2 separate regions of the Homo sapiens genome follow, and region 1 is linked to region 2. A link is a loop called in an ENCODE intact Hi-C map of the cell type or tissue named here. Cell type or tissue: B cell. All regions are shown on one strand. Links, peaks and the distances in the headings refer to the core of each region. The heading gives the core; the rest is flanking DNA.

Region 1 (9,385 bases), core at 1,001-9,000, 170 kb after region 2:
CCACTCGGAAATACTGCTGTTAGATCCAGGAAAAAGGGAGACTCGGCCAAATTGAAGTTAAGCTTCATGAAATGCTGGGGATAGAATGTTCTTCCATCTCTTCTTGTTTGCTAACCCTATTTCAAATCTCTTTGAGCCAGTACAGTGTGTAAAGATTCTCAAGTGGTTGCATATTCTATAAGAAGTCTGTGTACCCCTCTTGAGTGTGTGACTTTAAAGACACCTGACTGTGGCCTGCAGGTCCTGGTTTGAGGAGATGTGTGTGTGTGTATGCGTGCATATGTGCGCGCATATGTAGCGGGGAGGGATGGGTGGATGGAGTGGAAATGGGTTTGCTATTTTTTCCATCTCTCATGGGCACGTGGGTGGACCACGTGCAATACGAATTGCTTTCTGTCTCATCTTGACAGTCAAGAAGAAATGTTCTGCTGGCCTCAAACTGAGCAACCTAATGAATCTGGGCAGGAAGAAATCCACCTCACTGGAGCCTGTGGAGAGGTCCCTCGAGACATCCAGTAAGAATTGTAGCTACCTCCGGGACCACAGGCTCATTTCCTGGGCTGGAACCTGCAGGAAGGCGAGCTCAGACAGCGAAGGCAGGGGGTTTTAGGTCTTCCGTAAACATCTCTAGGAATGGAGAGCCTGCAGCCCTCAGGTTCCCGTCTGTTGTTACTGCAGGCAGTTCTTTATGCCTGATCCAACTCTCTCTTGCTGCAATGTTGGGGCCTTTGTGGAAGTGAAGGGTAACTGATTGGTGTCCTCCTAGTATTCTTTTAAAAATGATGTTCATTTGATCTATATTTACAGGGTATATAGCAGGGACCTTGCTAAAAGGGGACCAAGCAGAAGGATGGCAGGCACAGTACTGAGAGCTCACAGCCTGCCTGAGGGAGGTGATGATTTTATACCCATAAGCACGCACTGTGCCATCTTCGTAGCTATCAGGACTCAGGGACAGAGAGAACTTTTCTTGCCCTGTGGTCAGAGATAGCTTTGTGGACCTGAGCCTTGAGGGGCATGTAGGAGTGGAATGGGCTGGAATGGTGCTTGTGGACAGGAGCAATGACTCTGAAATGGGAACAACCGAGACTATGAAGGGGACAATGAGAACCCTGTACTGGTGCAGAGGGTATGGGTGCAGGTAGGCTCTTAGAGGTCATCTCTACAGCCTTAGCTCATACTCAGGGAAACTGAGGTTAGGAGGAGCGACAAGCCTTTCTTGGGAAATATCTTGGGGTGGGCCTGGTATCTTGATCCCCAAGCGGGTCCCACATTGGGGGTCATCCTTCCAGGGGCCTGAAGGCCATTATTGTCCCATCTCTGGGTTCCCTTCCTGAGTCCCAGTTGAGTTTTCTTGTGTTTTGAGGCTGGCAGGGTGGTGGGGGTGGGCTAGGAGGTGTGTCTTTGCATTCTCCGGCTTCTCCAGCCAGGGTGCCAGGCAGTGGCCTCAGGGGGCATGATGTTTGGCCTGGGAGCTCAGTCCCTGTGAGTCACTGTTTAAGAGATGTGGCTGGGTGATTGCTGGATGTCTACTCAGCAGTGAAGTATGCTTCCTGCGGCTAGGGGAGGGCTGAGAGAGAATACAGCTGCTCTCCTTCCCAGGACTGGGGGTGCTTAATGATCTGAGATCCCACCTCTCATGATCCAAAGTTCTCTGTGGTCCAGAGGATTGTGACGGGTGTGTGTGTCATCTCAGTCCTGGTCTCTAATTCTTCCACTTTGTGTTAATGTGGCTTGGCGATATGCATGATCCCCACTGGGCCAGGCAGGAAGGTAGCTGTGCATTTTCACGCTATTGCCTGGTTCAGCCAGCCAAAGCTCAGGGCAGCTTCCAATCCCTTAGGACAGGGAAGGTGTCTGATGGGTTCTGAAGCTGAGAATCTGGGGGACTCTAAGGAAGCCTAGAGGCAGTGCCAGCATAGGACACACCTAGACACCCATGCCCTCCTGCCCCCGCATCCCCTCCTGCCCCCGCGTCCCCTCCTGCCCCCGCGTCCCCTCCTGGATCTGCGTCCCCTCCTGCAGCCCCGACGCCTCCTGCATCTGCGTCCCCTCCTGCAGCCCCGACCAGTCCTGTACGTGCACCCCCTCCTGCATCTGCATCTCCTCCTGTAGCCCCATCCCCTCCTGCAGCCCCGCTCCCTCCTGCAGCCCCATCCCGTCCTGCAGCCCCGTCCCCTCCTGCACCTGCATCCCTCCAGGCATCTGCATCCCTTCCTGCATCTGCATCTCCTTCTGCAGCCCCGTCGCTTCNTGCATCTGCGCCCCCTTCTGCATCTGTGTCCCCTCCTGCATCTGCGTCCCCTCCTGCATCTGCGTCCCCTCCTGCAGCCCCGACCCCTCCTGTACCTGCACCCCCCCTGCATCTGCATCTCCTCCTGCAGCCCCGTCCCCTCCTGCACCTGTGTCCCCTCCTGCACCCGCGTCCCCTCCTGCCCCTGCGCCCCCTCCTGCACCCGCGTCCCCTCCTGCACCCGCGTCCCCTCCTGGATCTGCCTCCCCTCCTGCAGCCCCGACGCCTCCTGCATCTGCGTCCCCTCCTGCAGCCCCGACCAGTCCTGTACGTGCACCCCCTCCTGCATCTGCATCTCCTCCTGTAGCCCCGTCCCCTCCAGCCCCGCTCCCTCCTGCAGCCCCGTCCCCTCCTGCACCTGCATCCCCTCCTGCATCTGCATCTCCTCCTGCATCTGCATCCCCTCCTGCATCTGCATCTCCTTCTGCAGCCCCGTCGCCTCCTGCATCTGCGCCCCCTCCTGCATCTGTGTCCCCTCCTGCAGCCCCAACCCCTCCTGTACCTGCACCCCCTCCTGCATCTCCTCCTGCAGCCCCGTCCCCTCCTGCATCTGCGTCCCCTCCTGCACCTGCGTCCCCTCCTGCATCTGCGTCCCCTCCTGCATCTGCATCTCCTTCTGCAGCGCCGTCCCCTCCTGCAGCCCCGCTCTCTCCTGCAGCCCCGCTCCCTCCTGCAGCCCAGTCCCCTCCTGCATCCGCGACCCCTCCTGCAGCTCCGTCCCCTCCTGCGTCCGCATCCCCTCCTGCATCCGCGTGCCCTCCCACATCCACGTCTCCTCCCGCAGCCCCGCCCCCTCCTTTATCTGCATGCCCTCCCGCAGCCCCGCCCCCTCCTTCATCTGCGTCCCCTCCTGCAGCCCAGTCCCCTCCTGCAGCCCAGTCCCCTCCTGCATCTGCGTCCCCTCCTGCAGCCCGGTCCCCTCCTGCATCTGCGTCCCCTCCTGGAGCCCAGTCCCCTCTTGCATCCGCATCCGCTTCCCCTCCCGCAGCCCCGCCCCCTCCTGCATCTGTGTGCCCTCCCGAAGCCCCGCCCCCTCCTGCATCTGCGTCCCCTCCTGCAGCCCTGTCCCCTCCTGCATCTGCACTTCCTCCTGCAGGTTACCTGAACGTGCTGGTGAACAGCCAGTGGAAGTCTCGCTGGTGCTCTGTCAGGGACAATCACCTGCACTTCTACCAGGACCGGAACCGGAGCAAGGTGGCCCAGCAACCCCTCAGCCTGGTGGGCTGCGAGGTGGTCCCAGACCCCAGCCCCGACCACCTCTACTCCTTCCGCATCCTCCACAAGGGCGAGGAGCTGGCCAAGCTTGAGGTACCGCCGGCCTGCAGGGGGAGCAGGGCCAGCCAGGGTGTGGCGGTGGTGGCTGTTTGCTGCCAGTCTCCAGGACTGTAATGCTACTAAGGGAGAATCAATGTCCCCGCGTGTTATTTTTACTTCGTTTGCCTGAGATTGTTTGCATTTTTAAAAATTTCCATTCCTTTTCTGACCTCAGAGTAGTTGCGTTATAAGAGTGGAACCATGCGCTACTTCCTGCACTTAGGGCAGAAGGAGTATTTTTAGTTCTCTGAGCTACTGGAAAAGCTGCTGGGGATTCAAAGTGGGTGTTGTTTTGTTTGGGTATCACCAGCTGGGAGAGCCTCTAGGCCCAGTACGTAAAAACCACACTGTTAGAGCTTATCTGGGGGAAAAAATTCGCTTTGTGATACAATTACATTCCTCTCGCTCCCCATCCTCCCTTTGATGTGATGTTACGTTTACAAAAATAAGAAGTGACATAACGCTTTGCAAGCTGCGGCAGGCGGAGACCGAGTCCCTTCCACGCATGGAAGCACACACTTGCCCGTGAATGTCCGTTCACTTAGTCTTTGATGTGGAGGTCCTCATCCAAACTTTGCTCCAATCCTGCCCTCTGGTGGCTGAAAGACCCACATCGCAATTGCTTCCCAGGGTCCAGCTTGTAGCTTATATTCATCCATTCAGAGGTTCCCCATCAACAGACATCTTCTCAGCACAGGAATATGGTGGACAAGAGCAATATGGACTCCGTCCTTGTGGCACTTACATCCTAGTTTGGGAGTGTGATGTTATTCAGCAAATTACCCAGCCAATCGCTGGGCTACAATGGCTGGAAAGAAGTGGGGAGGGTGCTATAGACTTGTACTGGGGTCTGGGTGACAGGCTGGAGCGGGAGGGACAGGGCTTGATCCTAGGAGCAACGGAGCCCTGATGGCTTTCAGGGGAGGGCGGCAAGCTCAGATCGGGGTTTTGAGATGCTTCCTCCAGCTACTGGGGTGGGAGTGGATCGGAGGGGGCAAGAAGGGACCTGCTAGGAAGCTGTCGCAGCTGTCCAGGGCAGAGACGCAGCCTGGACTAGGGGAGGCCCATGAAAAGCTGTATTTAGAATCCAGTTGAAACTAAGTGGGGGCCGGGCATGATGGCCCACGCCTGTAACCCCAGCACTTTGGGAGGCTGAGGCAGGTGGATCACCCGAGGTCAGGAGTTTGAAACCAGCCTGGCCAACATGGTGAAACCCTGTCTCTACTAAAATACAAAAATTAGCTGGGTGTGGTGGTGGGCGCCTGTAGTCCCAGCTACTTGGGAGGCTGACACAGGAGAATTGCTTGAAGCCGGGAGGCAGAGGCTACAGTGAGCCAAGATCCCACCGCTGCACTCCAGCCTGGGCGACAGAACAAGATTCTGTCTTTAAAATAAAAAAAAACTGGGAAAAGGAAACCAACTAAATGTCAAATTCTGCTCATCACGGCCTCTTTGATGAAGAGAATGTAGCAGCAAACGTGATGGAGCTATGGGTTATACCAAAGGGGGCTGATTTTCCTCATCAAAATAAACCTATAGCTTTGATTAAATGGGCAGTTTTTTCTCATTATAAAGGTAAGAAACAGTGTGGACATTTTAATTGAGGTACCCAATGGATGCATTTGATTAGAATGCATTGTCCCCTGGAAAAAAAAATACCAAATTCACTGGGATTTTGATGATGATTTAGCAGCTGAGCTAGTGTAAGGTATTTAAAAGATGTCCCGACTTTACTGAAGCCATGAACAAAATAAATTTGAATGTTGTTATTTCTTGGGGATCCAGGAAGTCTTGTTGTATATGGGATTGGGGGAATGACATGCATTGTTCATAAAATACAAGTGTCAACTTAAAAGACATACAATTTTTTAATCATTTTAAAAACTATTAATTAACAGGTGGTCACTAACAGTTTTTAATAGTGACCACCTGGTGATAAGTTTTCACCTCCTAGAAACACAATGTATATACATCTCATATGGCCCTTGGGACAAAAGTCCACAGCATTATTGAGGTGGCATCAAGATGTCACTGACGACAGGAAATATTATCTGGGGCCACTGGGGGGTGGGATAGGCTGGTGAACAGGAGAAGCACAGCCCCGGGCTGTTACAGAGGCTTTCGTGGGCAGGCTCAGGGGTAGGGGTACGGTCATGGCCTGGTGGGGAGGGGCTGGCACCAGGCAGCACTGCCTGGCCCTGCTTATGTCTCTCTTGGCCTCGTTCCAGGCCAAGTCTTCCGAGGAAATGGGCCACTGGCTGGGTCTCCTGCTCTCTGAGTCAGGCTCCAAGACAGACCCAGAAGAGTTCACCTACGACTATGTGGATGCCGATAGGGTCTCCTGTATTGTGAGTGCGGCCAAAAACTCTCTCTTGTGAGTAATTTGGACCCTTCCTCCGTACACTCTCTTATTCCTGGCCATGCTGTAGGCCCTGGGTCAGCCAGAGTCAGGGGCAGCAGGGAGCACAGGGTCCCACCCCACTCTGCCCAGCAGCAGGAAAATGTGAAGCCAAGGAGTAGCCCTCAGGGAGGCCCGGCCAAGAGCCAGGAGCTGAGCTAAGAGCAAGGAGCCGAGCCAGGCTTCGGGCCCCGGGGGCAGCTTTGGCATCCTCAGAGGCAGTTAGACTCTCCAGCTCCTCCAGGCAGAGCTGTCACCTTTCCTGACCTCCTACTTGTCCTTCTGGTGAATCCCTCACTGGGTCTCCAGCACACCCTGGAGAAAAGCAGGTCAGGGGGTGGTGCTTCTGTTTCCAGATGAGCAAACTAGGGCTGAGGGAGAGGGCGTTCTCTGGTCAGGGTGGTAGAGCCAGTCTCGTGGAAGCCGGCTGAGCCACTGAAACAGAATCAGTTTTCTCATGGACCAAACGGGGATAGTGTCTGGCCTGCGCCACCCCAAGTGTATTGTGAAGATGAAATGAGAAGGGGTTTTTTGTTGTGGTTGCTGGAAGGAGATCCTAGAAGGGAGGAATGGGGGAGAAGATGGCAAAGGGATCCTAGGACGAGGCGTATGGGCAAGGGAAGCTTGTCTTTCTGGGAGGAAAATCTCGAACCAAGAATTTCAGGAAGAAGGCACTGGGAAAAGAGGGAGGAGGTGCCCTCAGATCCATGGAGGTGAGTGTCAGCCCCCAGATCTCTTGTGTGGCCACCACTTTCACGGCAACCACTCCTCACTGGGAATCCTTGGAGTCTGGTGCTTTCACCACCCTGCCCCGGCTGCTTCATGTGTGCCACCTCGCCCTGTTTCCAGACTGATGCAGAGAAAGTTCTCAGAGCCCAACACTTACATCGATGGCCTGCCTAGCCAGGACCGCCAGGAGGAGCTGTATGACGACGTGGACCTGTCAGAGCTCACAGCTGCGGTAAGGACCCGGCCAGGCAGTGGCCTGGGCCTCTCCAGGCCCTCCTCCTACCAACCTCAACACCTGGATGCCAGAGATCATTAGAGTATCCCTGAGATGAGATGAGTGGGTTCTGAGTCACCTACCAGGCCAGTAGTGCAGACACCTAAGTGCAACAAGGCTGTCTCCTATATGTGAGGCTGTGCAGTTTGCTTGGCTTGGGGACTTATCTAGATGAAACACCGGTGAACCCCTCTCGTCAGGGCTAGGGGTGTGGTGGTGGGATTGGGAGTGGAGGTACCAGTAGGCTTCCAGGTCCAAATCGGTTGTTGAGTGGGATGATCACACCGATGGCAACTTCCACGTTTTGGGCACTGAACCCTGTGCTGAGCTGAGGACCTCCTGCAGATGATCTCCTTGAATCCTAACCACCTTATGGGAAGATGCTGCTCTTTTCCTCTTTACAGATGAGGAAATAAGGTTCAGGGAAGTTAAGTGCTCTGTCTGGGTCTTCCACCTCGAGTGACATATCTAGGACTCAGCCAGTGGCCCCCCCAGCAGGGAGGGAGATCTCTTGGAACACTGTGAGATGGGCACCAGAACTGTGAGGCAGGGCTGGTACCCCCTCCACAGCTGAGGGAGTAGAGGTAATGTTGAATGCCCCAGACTCACTCTCTCCTGCAGGTGGAGCCTACCGAGGAAGCCACCCCTGTTGCAGATGACCCAAATGAGAGAGAATCTGACCGAGTGTACCTGGACCTCACACCTGTCAAGTCCTTTCTGCATGGCCCCAGCAGTGCACAGGCCCAGGCCTCCTCCCCGACGTTGTCCTGCCTGGACAATGCAACTGAGGCCCTCCCGGCAGACTCAGGCCCAGGTCCCACCCCAGATGAGCCCTGCATAAAGTGTCCAGAGAACCTGGGAGAACAGGTACAGGCCTCCCCTGCAGGACAGCAAGACCACCTTCCTGCGCCCCTTCAGCCAGCTGAGTCAGGTCTGCTTTCCCCCAAAGCAGCTGGAGAGTTTGGAGCCAGAGGATCCTTCCCTGAGAATCACCACCGTCAAAATCCAGACGGAACAGCAGAGAATCTCCTTCCCACCGAGCTGCCCGGATGCCGTGGTGGCCACCCCACCTGGTGCCAGCCCACCTGTGAAGGACAGGTTGCGCGTGACCAGTGCAGGTACTTGTGCTTGGGGAAGTTAGCCCGATTCCATCTGTATTAGTCAGGGTTCTCTAGAGGGACAGAACTAATAGGATAGATGTATATATGAAAGGGCGTTTATTAAGGAGAATTGACTCACACGATCACAAGGTCAAGTCCCACGATAGGCCTTCTGCAAGTTGAGGAGCAAGGAAGCCAGTGGTGGATCAGTCCAAGTCCCAAAGCCTCAAAAGTAGGGAAGCCGACAGTGCAGCCTTCAGTCTGTGGCCAAAGGCCCGAGAGCCCCTGGCAAATCACTGGTGTAAGTCTAAGAGTCCAAAAGCTGAAGAACTTGGAGTCTGATGTTCAAGAGCAGGAAGCATCCAGCACAGGAGAAAGATGAAGGCTGGGGAAGACTCAGCAAGTCAAGTCCTTCCATGTTCTTCTGCCTGCTTTATTCTAGCCATGCTGGCAGCTGATTAGGTGGTGCCCACCCAGACTGAGAGCGGGTCTGCCTCTCCCAGTCCACTGATTCAAATGTTAATCTCCTTTGGCAACACGCTCACAGACACACCCAGCAACAATACTTTGCATCCTTCAATCCAATCAAGTTGACATTCAATATTAACCATCACACCATCGTTTTCAGATTAGGAAACAAGTTCAGAGAGGTAGAGGGACCTGTCCAGGTCTGGCATCCAGCCTAGCAGGGCTTTGTGCCAAAGCCCCAGGTTCTATCCGAGCCTGGGGAGTAGACTGGGGACAGCCCTCATGATCCAGCTCTGCTTACCTGGGGCTTCCCTCTCTGGGTCTGTAGAGATCAAGCTTGGCAAGAATCGGACAGAAGCTGAGGTGAAGCGGTACACAGAGGAGAAGGAGAGGCTTGAAAAGAAGAAGGAAGAAATCCGGGGGCACCTGGCTCAGCTCCGGAAAGAGAAACGGGAGCTAAAGGAAACCCTACTGAAATGCACAGGTAAGGGGGCCCCCAGTGGGGAGGGACCCTCAGCTCAGAGGGCCGTGTAGGCTTAACTTTTTGGCGGAAGATCTGGCTGTCACCACACCTTCTCAATCAGTGGGCCCTGGCCCCTTCAACCCTTGGCCTGGGTGGGTGCTCCCTTGTGTGTCCTTTCTTCCAATCCTGTCTGAAAGGTCATTCTCCTGGACAGAGAGAGAAAGCCTCTGACGGAACATCAATAGGACCAGCAGGTCATCGTAAAAGCTAGTTAAAGGAAGTTTTACAGGGTTATGCATAGGCCGTGTTTTATTGTCACTTAAATGCATATTCCTTGGCCCATCTT
Region 2 (9,385 bases), core at 933-8,932:
TTGTGCCACTTCTATATTTTGATTAGGAAATGGATCTAGAAATTGCACTTTATTATTATTATTATTATTATTATTATTATTATTTTGAGGCAGAGTTTCACTCTTGTTGCCCAGGCTGGAGTGCAGTGGCACAATCTCGGTTCACTGCACCCTCCGCCTCCCAAGTTCAAGCGATTCTCCTACCTCAGCCTCCCAAGTAGCTGGGATTACAGGTGCCTGCCACCACACCCAGTTAATTTTATTGTATTTTTAGTAGAGATGGGGTTTCACCATGTTGGCCAGGCTGGTCTCAAACTCCTGACCTCAGGTGATCCACCCGCCTCGGCCTCCCAAAGTGCTGGGATTACAGGTGTGAGCCACTGCGCCCAGCCTGCACATTTCTTGAATAGTGTTATGTGAGTCTTTCCTTTTTCAACATACTCAGAGGTAGAATTTTCTCATATTGAGATATGCCTGTGATTGGTATAACTCTAGCAGGAAAGCGCTTGTGCACGGCAGGTCCTGGGGAGGAGGCCCAGAAGTGATGCACCTGGTGCACCTCCACCTGGGTGTGGTGTGATTTCTCCCAGCCACTTCCACCCTAGCATCTCAAAGATACCAGGGGCATTGGCTGAAAAAGACTGATCACAGTCTTCCAGCAATGAGTCAAATCACTGCCTGACCTGAATTGGCCAGATATGTTTGCCTTCATTGCTTCAACTGTGAACAGCATAGTGAGACAACACCCTTGTCTGAAGGAGTTTCTTTGGCTCAGTGGTGCCCACATTCAAGGTATTAAACACCAATAGAAACTACTGAGAAGGCAAGGTCTTATTCCTATTGTAGAACTATAAGTTACTCTCTTTAGGAAATGGCTGCAACAGAGGGGAGGAAGTGTTCCAAAATGAGGCCTTGAGTTTTCTCTGCAGAGCTTTCCAGAATATGTTAAACAGAAGCAGGAGGCAGCTGATCCTAGTTCATAAGTTTCCTTCCTGCTCACATAACCACCTCTCACTCTCCACGTTCTTCAGGTATATACTATGAAGTCCAGTTTCTTTCATCCTTCCCAAAGGCCGACCCACCAGCCTTACCTCAGTGACTCTCTATATAGTTAGGCTCAAATCGTGTAATTAACATAAGTCAAGTGTCTGCAAACTAAGTATTTGTTTACAAGTAATAAATTCTAGCTCATTCCCTCAACTAGGATTTGTGCCTTCTGTGTACCTGTGGAAAGCATTGGGTATAGACAGTGGTTAAAAAATAAACTCTATGAGGGCAGAGAGCATGACTAAAGTTAATGAGGGAGACAGACACGATGCAAGGAAAACAATAAATATATAATTACACATTTTACTCATGAAGGAAAAAAGAATGACACTATGAGAGAAAACAACATGGGGAACCAACTCTGGATTGAATCAGGGAGGTCCTCTCTGAGGAGGTGATATTTAAGCCAAGACTGAAGGAAGAGAATCATCCAAGTAAAATTGGGAGCTAGGGCATTTCAGGCAGAGGGAGCAGTAAGCGAGGATGAGAACTCCGAGGCAGCTTTGTGCGCTGTGTTCTGTGAGTGATGACAGGTGAGAGACGAGGTAGGAGGGGAAGGCAGGGATAGAATCCTGAGGCCCTGGTTGTTGTGATTTTATTCTGAATGGATGCTTCTGTTAGGTCTGTTCTCATGCCGCTAGTAGACATATACCCAAGACTGGGTAATTTATAAAGGAAAGTGGCTTAATGGACTCCAGTTCCACATGGCTGGGGAGGCCTCACAATCATGGCAGAAGGCAAATAAGAAACAAAGTCATGTCTTACGTGGTGGCAGGCAAGAGAGCTTGTGCAGGGAAACTCCCATTTATAAAATCATCAGTCTCGTGAGACTTATTCACTATCACAAGAATAGTATGGGGGAAACTGCCCCATGATTCAATTATCTCCACCTGGACCTATCCTTGACACGTGGGGATTATTACAATTCAAGGTGAAACGTGGGTGGAGACACAGCCAAACTATATCAATGCTGGAGACAAAAGCAGAGTAGTGACCATCCAAATTATGTTCTTGAAAGGTCTCTCGGCTGAGTGCGGTGGCTCACGCCTGTAATCCCAGCACTTGGGGAGGTGGAGGCGGGCAGATCACGAGGTCAGGAGATCAAGACCATCCTGGCTAACACGGTGAAACCCTGTCTCTACTAAAAATACAAAAAATTAGCCGGGCATGGTGGCAGGTGCCTGTAGTTCTAGCTACTCGGGAGGCTGAGGCAGGAGAAAAGTGTGAACCTGGGAGGCGGAGCTTGCAGTGAGCCAAGATCGCACCACTGCACTCCAGCCTGGGCGACAGAGTGAGACTCCGTCTCAAAAAAAAAAAAAAGGTCTCTCTATCCATTGCCTGCCAGGTGGATTTGATTTGAAGAAGGGAGGGGAGAAGGCAGAAAACTCACAGGGAGGCCATTGCAATAATCTGGATGAATGGAGGTGGTGACTGGGGCTGGGACTACGGCAGTAGAGAGGGAGAGAAATGGGAAGCTTTGAGGTGTGCTCAAAGGTAAACCAGAAATTCTCGTAGGGGACAAGGAGCAGGAAGGGCCAGAGAAAGGCCTCCCCATGCCTTTTCAAAACTGGATCGTACAACTAGTTTGCATTTACCTTTCCTTCTAGGTTGTATTTTACCTTATTCAAAAAGGTGATAAGTGTTTCTTTTTTTCACTAGCTGAGTTTTTAGTAAAGCTTAAGGGCCCAGGACAGTCTAGATTCTGAAGCCAGGGTCCGAAGTCTTACAAGTCACTGTTTATTTTACAGCCTACCAGGACATCCTCGGAAAGTATTTATTCTAGGCCAGGCTCCAGTATTCCTGGCTCACCAGGTCATACTATCTATGTAAGTATCTACTTCTGGAAGTGACATTTCTGGGACAGGTAAATTAGTGGATTGTAATAGCAGAATGGGTAATCCAAAACAAAAACTGATTCAAAGTGATTTCTATTTTTGTTATGAGACCTGATTTTCATTTTTGTAGAACAGTCTCCTCAATCACTTTTACCTTTAGGTAATTACATTTATGTGACCATCAACAGAGTGATCAGACGACCTGTAAAATGTAGTAATATGTTGCGGGACTTAAAAAATTCTTGCACCTAAGACTCCGTCTCAAAAAAAAAAATTCTTGCACCTAAATTGCATATAGATATTTGGGGATTAAATATATATTTTATGAAGCTGATACTGAGTGTTCCTAAATTCTACCACAAAGATATTTAAATATTTAGTTTATTAATTATGCAGTTCTTGTTTTTAGCCATCTGAGAGGATTATTGGACCATCTGTTTGAGCTTTTTCCTTTACTATCATAAATTCAGGAAATTATCCTTAAGGTTTGCACATTTATCTATTTCATGAATTCTACACAGATTTTTTCCTAAGCGTTCAGTGACTTTTTTAAAAAAACATGATTAATATATGGTATAAAGGGCAACTTCTGAAGAGTATAACTGTGTTAGGCAAGATGTTTTGGTTTTTGTTTATTTTAAGGCCTTCACTTTTTAAACAACAGGAAATGCGCCAACTACAGTTTCCTAAAGCAGTCAGACTACAAGGTAATTGTTCTTTCTGGTTAACTTTGCCAGGCAAAAGTAGACAATGAGATCCTGGATTACAAGGATTTAGCAGCCATTCCGAAGGTCAAGGCAATTTATGACATTGAACGTCCAGATCTTATTACCTATGAGCCTTTCTACACTTCGGGCTATGATGACAAACAGGAGAGACAGAGCCTTGGAGAGGTAATACATTCCTACTGGTTGTGAGTTGTACAACAATTTACCTTCCCTTTTGTCACATTTGTAATAACTACCATTTGGAGTTCAGGTAAATCAGGTGGTCTTTTGTCTGCCTAGTATTTGCAGATTTCTAGACCAGGTGCTTTGAGGTATTCAGAAGCCCATCATGAGAAGTGGGAGAACAGAACAATGGCACATCAAACAACAGTGAAGACCAGCTAAACATTAGCATGCTGGGATGGAAGCTGTCGGGAGGTGGGGAGGGGGTGGGGATTGTGTGAGCTGGGCAGAGCAAATAAGGGAGTGAGGGTCTCCTGGGGGTCTTAGTCTAGTGATAAGCTTTAAGTATATTCATGGCATCATGAGGAGAGAGAACACACCCCCTAAATTTTGGTAATTACAGTTTTCAGCAACTTAAGAAAGTTAGCATGTGAAAGAAAAAATAAAGTAGAGCGCATGGGGCAACAGTCTAGCACAGGAGTGTGAGCCAGCATTCTGGAATCAAATTACCTGGTCTCAACCCAGGGATCACCACATGCCGATTGTTTGACTTTGACCATGTGACAGCCATTCTGCTGCTAGTTTCCTGGACCAGGTACAGTGCTCATACCTGTAATCCCAACATTTTGGGAGGCTGAGGGCCGGAGGATTGCTTCAGGCCAGGAGTTGAAGACCACCCTGGACAACATAGTTGAGACCTCATCTATATATATTAAAAAAATAAGAAAAATGGTCCTAGTTTCTTCATCTGTAAAACAGATAGGGTGATGATAGAATCTACCTCATAGGGTGTTAGTGAGGATTAAGCAAGCTAATCTATGTAAAGCAATTATCAGAGGCCAGACTTGGGGGAAATACTGAGCATGTGGCAATTTCTACCATTGTTGCTACCTGTCCTCTTGGGGCTCGTTAATACTCGGCCTGCAGACCCATCTGCTGCGGGACCAGAGCCTCTCAGCCCCTTGGGGTCCTCCCCTCCCCGGTCCCATCTCAGGGTTGAAGGTTCTCTGTGGTCGCTTCCTACCCAAGTCCGTTTCCCCTGGCCAATCGGCTCACTCTCATTTTTTTCTCTTTTATTTTTTGAATTAGAATCATCTGTAGACTGATTTTAGTCCACAAAGATGTTAACAAATAGCTGACAAATCAGCTATTCAACAAAGGTTAAAACAGAATATAAACAATCTAGCATCTCACAGTGCTTTGAGGTCTTGGAGAAGAAAAGGCATGAAAATGTGATTCTGTTTAATTGTTCTCAATTCCAGATGTATAATATTATTTGATAATTATATTTATGTTTATTTTTTATTTTATATATATTGTTCCTTTTATTTATTTACTTTCTAATCTGGGTTTTATTCCAGAGCATAGCTCTGCGTGGAAAAGGTCCCTGTGGCAGGAAGTGATATCCATTTTCATGTAGTGCCACCTAGTGGTCACTTAGCTGTAGCTGCACTTGCGGCCGCTCTCAAGCGCAGGTGCATTGGCCCGGGTTGTCAGTTGCCATTGAACCCCACAGAGTTTCGTAGGGCATAAGAGGCGAGGGGAAGTTCCTGAACAAAGTGCATAGAGATTGGCCTTGGACCCTGTGGATGAGAATTTACTAATGTTTAACCCATACAAGCAAGGGGATGTGAGTTTTTTTAATGGTGTTAAGGATTTGGGGTTCATGGTGTGCAGTGTACGTGTCTGTGTGCGTTTCCCAGCAGCTCCATCAAGGCAGTAAAACATTAAGCACTCAAGAGTTTGGGCTTTGAGGTGAAAATCTCTGCATTTAAAACCAGACTCTGCCAGACATGGTGACTCATGTCCGTAATACCAGCACTTTAGGAGGCCAAGGCCAAGGTGGGTGGATTGCTTGAGACCAAGAGTTTGAGACCAGCCTGGACAACATACCAAAATTCCATCTCTACAGAAAAAAAATACAAAAATTAGCCAGGAATGATGGCACACGCCTGTAGTCCCAGCAACTTGGGAGGCTGAGATGGGAGGATCACTTGAGCCCAGGAGGTTGAGGCTGCATTGAGCCATGATCATGCCATTGTACTCCGGCCTGGGTGATAGAGTGACACCCTGTCTCAAAAACAAAACAAAGCAAACAAAACAAAAACCACCACCACAAAAAAAGAAAAAAAGAAAAACCAGACCGATGCTGACTAACCACATAACTTTGGGGAAATTATATACCTCAATCTCCTTATCTGCAAACTCAAGATAGAGAACAAGAATACCTATGCTAGAAGTTTTCTGTAAAGAGTAAGTGAGCTATTTACATTAGAACAGTACTGGGCACATAATAAGTGCTTAAGAAAAATGCTGGCTACTCTCGTAATCAGCATACTTACTGTCATAACCTGGAATTATGTCCCATGGTTTTCTCTATGCATAGAGGGTGCCCCTGGGATCAGAAATCAGATATATTAGTGAACTCTTTCCCAATACTTGCATCTTGCAACTGAGAGAAATTTACAAGCTGTTCTATTATTTATTCCATTAAAGTTTAACACACTTCTTTTATAGACCTCATATACATATTGCCTTTTTTTTTTTTTTTTTTTTTTGAGGTGGAGTCTCACTCTGTCACCCAGCTGGAGTGTAGTGGTGCAATCTTGGCTCACTGCAACCTCTGCCTCCCAGGTTCAAGCAGTTCTGCTGCCTCAGCTTCCCAAGTAGCTGAGACTACGGGCATGTGCCACCATGCTGGGCTAATTTTTGTATTTTCAGTAGAGTTGGGGTTTCTCCATGTTGGCCAGGCTGGTCGTGAACTCCTGACCTCAAGTGATCCACCCGCCTTGGCCTCACAAGGTGCTGGGATTACAGGTGTGAGCCACCGCACCTGGCCTTTATACATATTGCCATTTAAGAAACACTGCAAGAGTCAGATTAGTTCTGTGCAGCCATTGGTGCCTCCAGGGCCTTGCTGTCAGTGCAGGTGCAGACCTGGGCCCTGACCTTGAGACCAGCCTTCACCCAGCTGAGACCCCCTAGAGACAGGCTGTAGCTGCAGAGGAGACCCTGGAGCTTGTGAAGGCTTAGAATACAGACAGTCCGCCCACTTACTATAGAATGTGGGGAAAAGGGCAAATTCTAAAACTGAGAAGTCCACCCCTGGCTGTGTTCTCCATAGCTCTGTTTGAATTTCATTTCTATTTGAAAGCTTTTTGCATTTTAATTGTAAACATTTTATTCATCTGGAAAATACTTGAGCAACTACTGTGTCCCAGGAGCTGCTGTCATCACTGGGAATATGTAGTTGTAAACAAACAGTCCTTGCCCTCATGGAGCTTGTGGCATCACGTGGGAGACAGACAGTAAAGAAACAGATATGTAATATAATTTTACAGAGTGGTAGGGCTCTGAGGAGAAATGAAGCAGAGTAAAGAGAAAGCGTACCAGGGGCTGGGTTGCTCCTCTGGACAGAATGGTCACGGAGATGCTGTGTGACAGTGGGTTTGAGCAGAGACATCAGCGCTGACAGGGAATGAGCCCTGCAGGTGTCTGGGTGAAAAGCACTGGCAGCAGAAGAGACAGCAAGTGCAAAGGCCCTGAGGTGACAGAAAGCTTGGCCTGTTGATGGCCCCAAGGAAGCCTGTGTGCCTAGGAGGATGGAAGCCAGAGGTGAATGATAGTGAGATTGGCGAGGTGAATGATAGTGAGATTGGCGATGCAGCCAAGGCAGGATGCCCCATGCCTGGTCACCAAAGTCCTATTTTAGTTATCAAACTATTTTATGGTGATTGCTGTGGTTGTAATTTAGTCAACAACCATGTGAACAAGATCCTATGTTTCAGTAGATGCTGTAACTCATCATAGTAAAATGAGCGTAGTTTGAATATATAAGGGAAATGGTTCCAACTTGTCTAGCTTAATCACCTAAGTATGTATCACAATCATATCTAGTCATGGTTCTTTTTTTTTTTTTTTTTTTTTTGAGACAGAGTCTCGCTCTGTCTCCCAGGCTGGAGTGCAGTGGCGTGATCTCGGCTCACTGCAAGCTTCGCCTTCCGGGTTCACGCCATTCTCCTGCCTCAGCCTCCCAAGTAGCTGGGACTACAGGCGCCCGCCACCGCGCCTGGCTAATTTTTTGTAGTTTTTAGTAGAGACGGGGTTTCACCATGTTAGCCAGGATGGTCTCGATCTCCTGACCTTGTGGTCCGCCAGCCTCAGCCTCCCAAAGTGCTGGGATTACAGACGTGAGCCACCGCACCCGGCCTATTCATGGTTCTTAGGCAGAGATGTGCACCAGAATCTCCCCGGAACTTTGTCAGAGTCTACCTGTCTGAGCCCCATGGCAGATGCATTTGTACCTGATCAGAAGACAGGGAGATGTGGAGGGATGCTGGCAGGTACATGTTGGCTAATATTTACAGCTGACTCTGATAAACAACTCTAATTAAAACTGGCAAAGAGGCCAGGCGCGGTGGCTCACGCCTGTAATCCCAAAACTTTGGGAGGCTAAGGGGGGCGGATCATGAGGTCAGAAGATAGAGACCATCCTGACTAACGCAGTGAAACCCCATCTCTACTAAAAATACAAAAAAAGTAGCTGGGGGTGGTGGCGGCGCCTGTAGTCCCAGCTACTTGGGAGGCTGAGGCAGGAGAATCGCTTGAACCTGGGAGGCGGAGATTGCAGTAAACCGAGATTGCGCCACTGCACTCCAGCCTGGGCGACAGAGCGAGACTCCATCTCAAACAAACAAACAAACAAACAAAACGGCAAAGAGTTAACAAACATTGTGACTTTAAATTCTCTTTTATTTTTCTAGTCTCCGAGGACTTTGTCTCCTACTCCATCAGCAGAAGTAAGTACCATTTCTTTTTATCATTTTAATGGGTGGAATTTGAGAATTGCTTGGCCCTTCCCTAGACTGGGATTTTTGAAAAAGAACATAACATACAAAAGAACAGAAAAACTGCATGTGGGGTTATGGTGGCTTTGGGGATTACCTCCGTGAAAGAGGAGACTCTAAGACACAGCAATATATTTCTCTTAAATTGGAGACCAGGGAGTAAAAATGGCCTCACTTTAATCTGTGTCTGTGCCTGTAAGTGGAAGCAAAGTGTCTGCAGGAACATAAGTCACTTGTCCCAATGTGGGGCTCTTTGTCCGCATCTATAATTAATTTTTCTGAACCCTAATATACTGAAATGGCCAACAGCCATCATGGCGTATTCTATAAGCAGAGCCATCTTGATGGGAGGTTACTCTGTTTAGTCTGAAATCAATCATCTGATCCTAAAACCAAGCAACTTTCTGGATATTATGAAACTGGACTACTTTTAGGGAATCTCTGTAATTCAAAGTAGTAAAAATACCATAATATTTTCATGGTTTATGACTGCTATGAATTATTAATTTCTACCTATATTCTAATAATTTGCATTGAATTTATGAAGAATTAATTTCTATTGACCAACTGTGCAAGCTTGAAGCACATAATCTGGGGACTTTTTGTTTTGTTGTTGTTTTATTTAATTTATTGTTATAGACAACTAGTATCAAGCCAAAGTTTCCCCTTGCCATTTGCTCTCAAATTCCACAAAGCTATGGTTACTGAGGTGTTCATTTAGTCGTTATTAATGCATTCTTTCAAACTTTTTACTTTTATTGTGCTAGTAGAAATTTCATAGGACAAC

What was found. Hi-C counts contacts between places; a loop is a spot of excess contacts. Peaks named below come from ENCODE experiments on the same cell type or tissue, not always from the same donor. Only the 100,000 strongest peaks of a DNase experiment are listed, where the experiment ranks them.
Region 1: a loop joins it to region 2, with 18 times the contacts of the local background. A loop is called at or near these places in 14 of 110 quality-filtered maps.

Annotation. Positions count from the first base shown.
Region 1 is chr10:114,298,935-114,308,319 of GRCh38, reverse strand. AFAP1L2 (actin filament associated protein 1 like 2) reads left to right here. Exons shown (of 19, transcript NM_001001936.3): 10 at 411-515; 11 at 3,390-3,601; 12 at 5,836-5,981; 13 at 6,855-6,966; 14 at 7,630-7,875; 15 at 7,958-8,126; 16 at 8,905-9,060. Among named protein-coding and RNA genes, the nearest start is that of VWA2, 64 kb to the right of the region's middle. RefSeq lists a silencer at 3,302-3,351. In B cell, for the core only: CTCF peaks have their summits at 3,800, 4,000 and 4,200 (motif pointing left); DNase peaks (open chromatin) are centred at 3,359 and 4,189; H3K4me3 peaks cover 1,323 bases; H3K27ac peaks cover 276 bases.
Region 2 is chr10:114,467,346-114,476,730 of GRCh38, reverse strand. ABLIM1 (actin binding LIM protein 1) reads left to right here. Exons shown (of 23, transcript NM_002313.7): 9 at 2,775-2,852; 10 at 3,599-3,754; 11 at 8,515-8,550. Among named protein-coding and RNA genes, the nearest start is that of AFAP1L2, 68 kb to the right of the region's middle. In B cell, for the core only: CTCF peaks have their summits at 4,970 and 5,170 (motif pointing left); a DNase peak (open chromatin) is centred at 5,200; H3K27ac peaks cover 940 bases.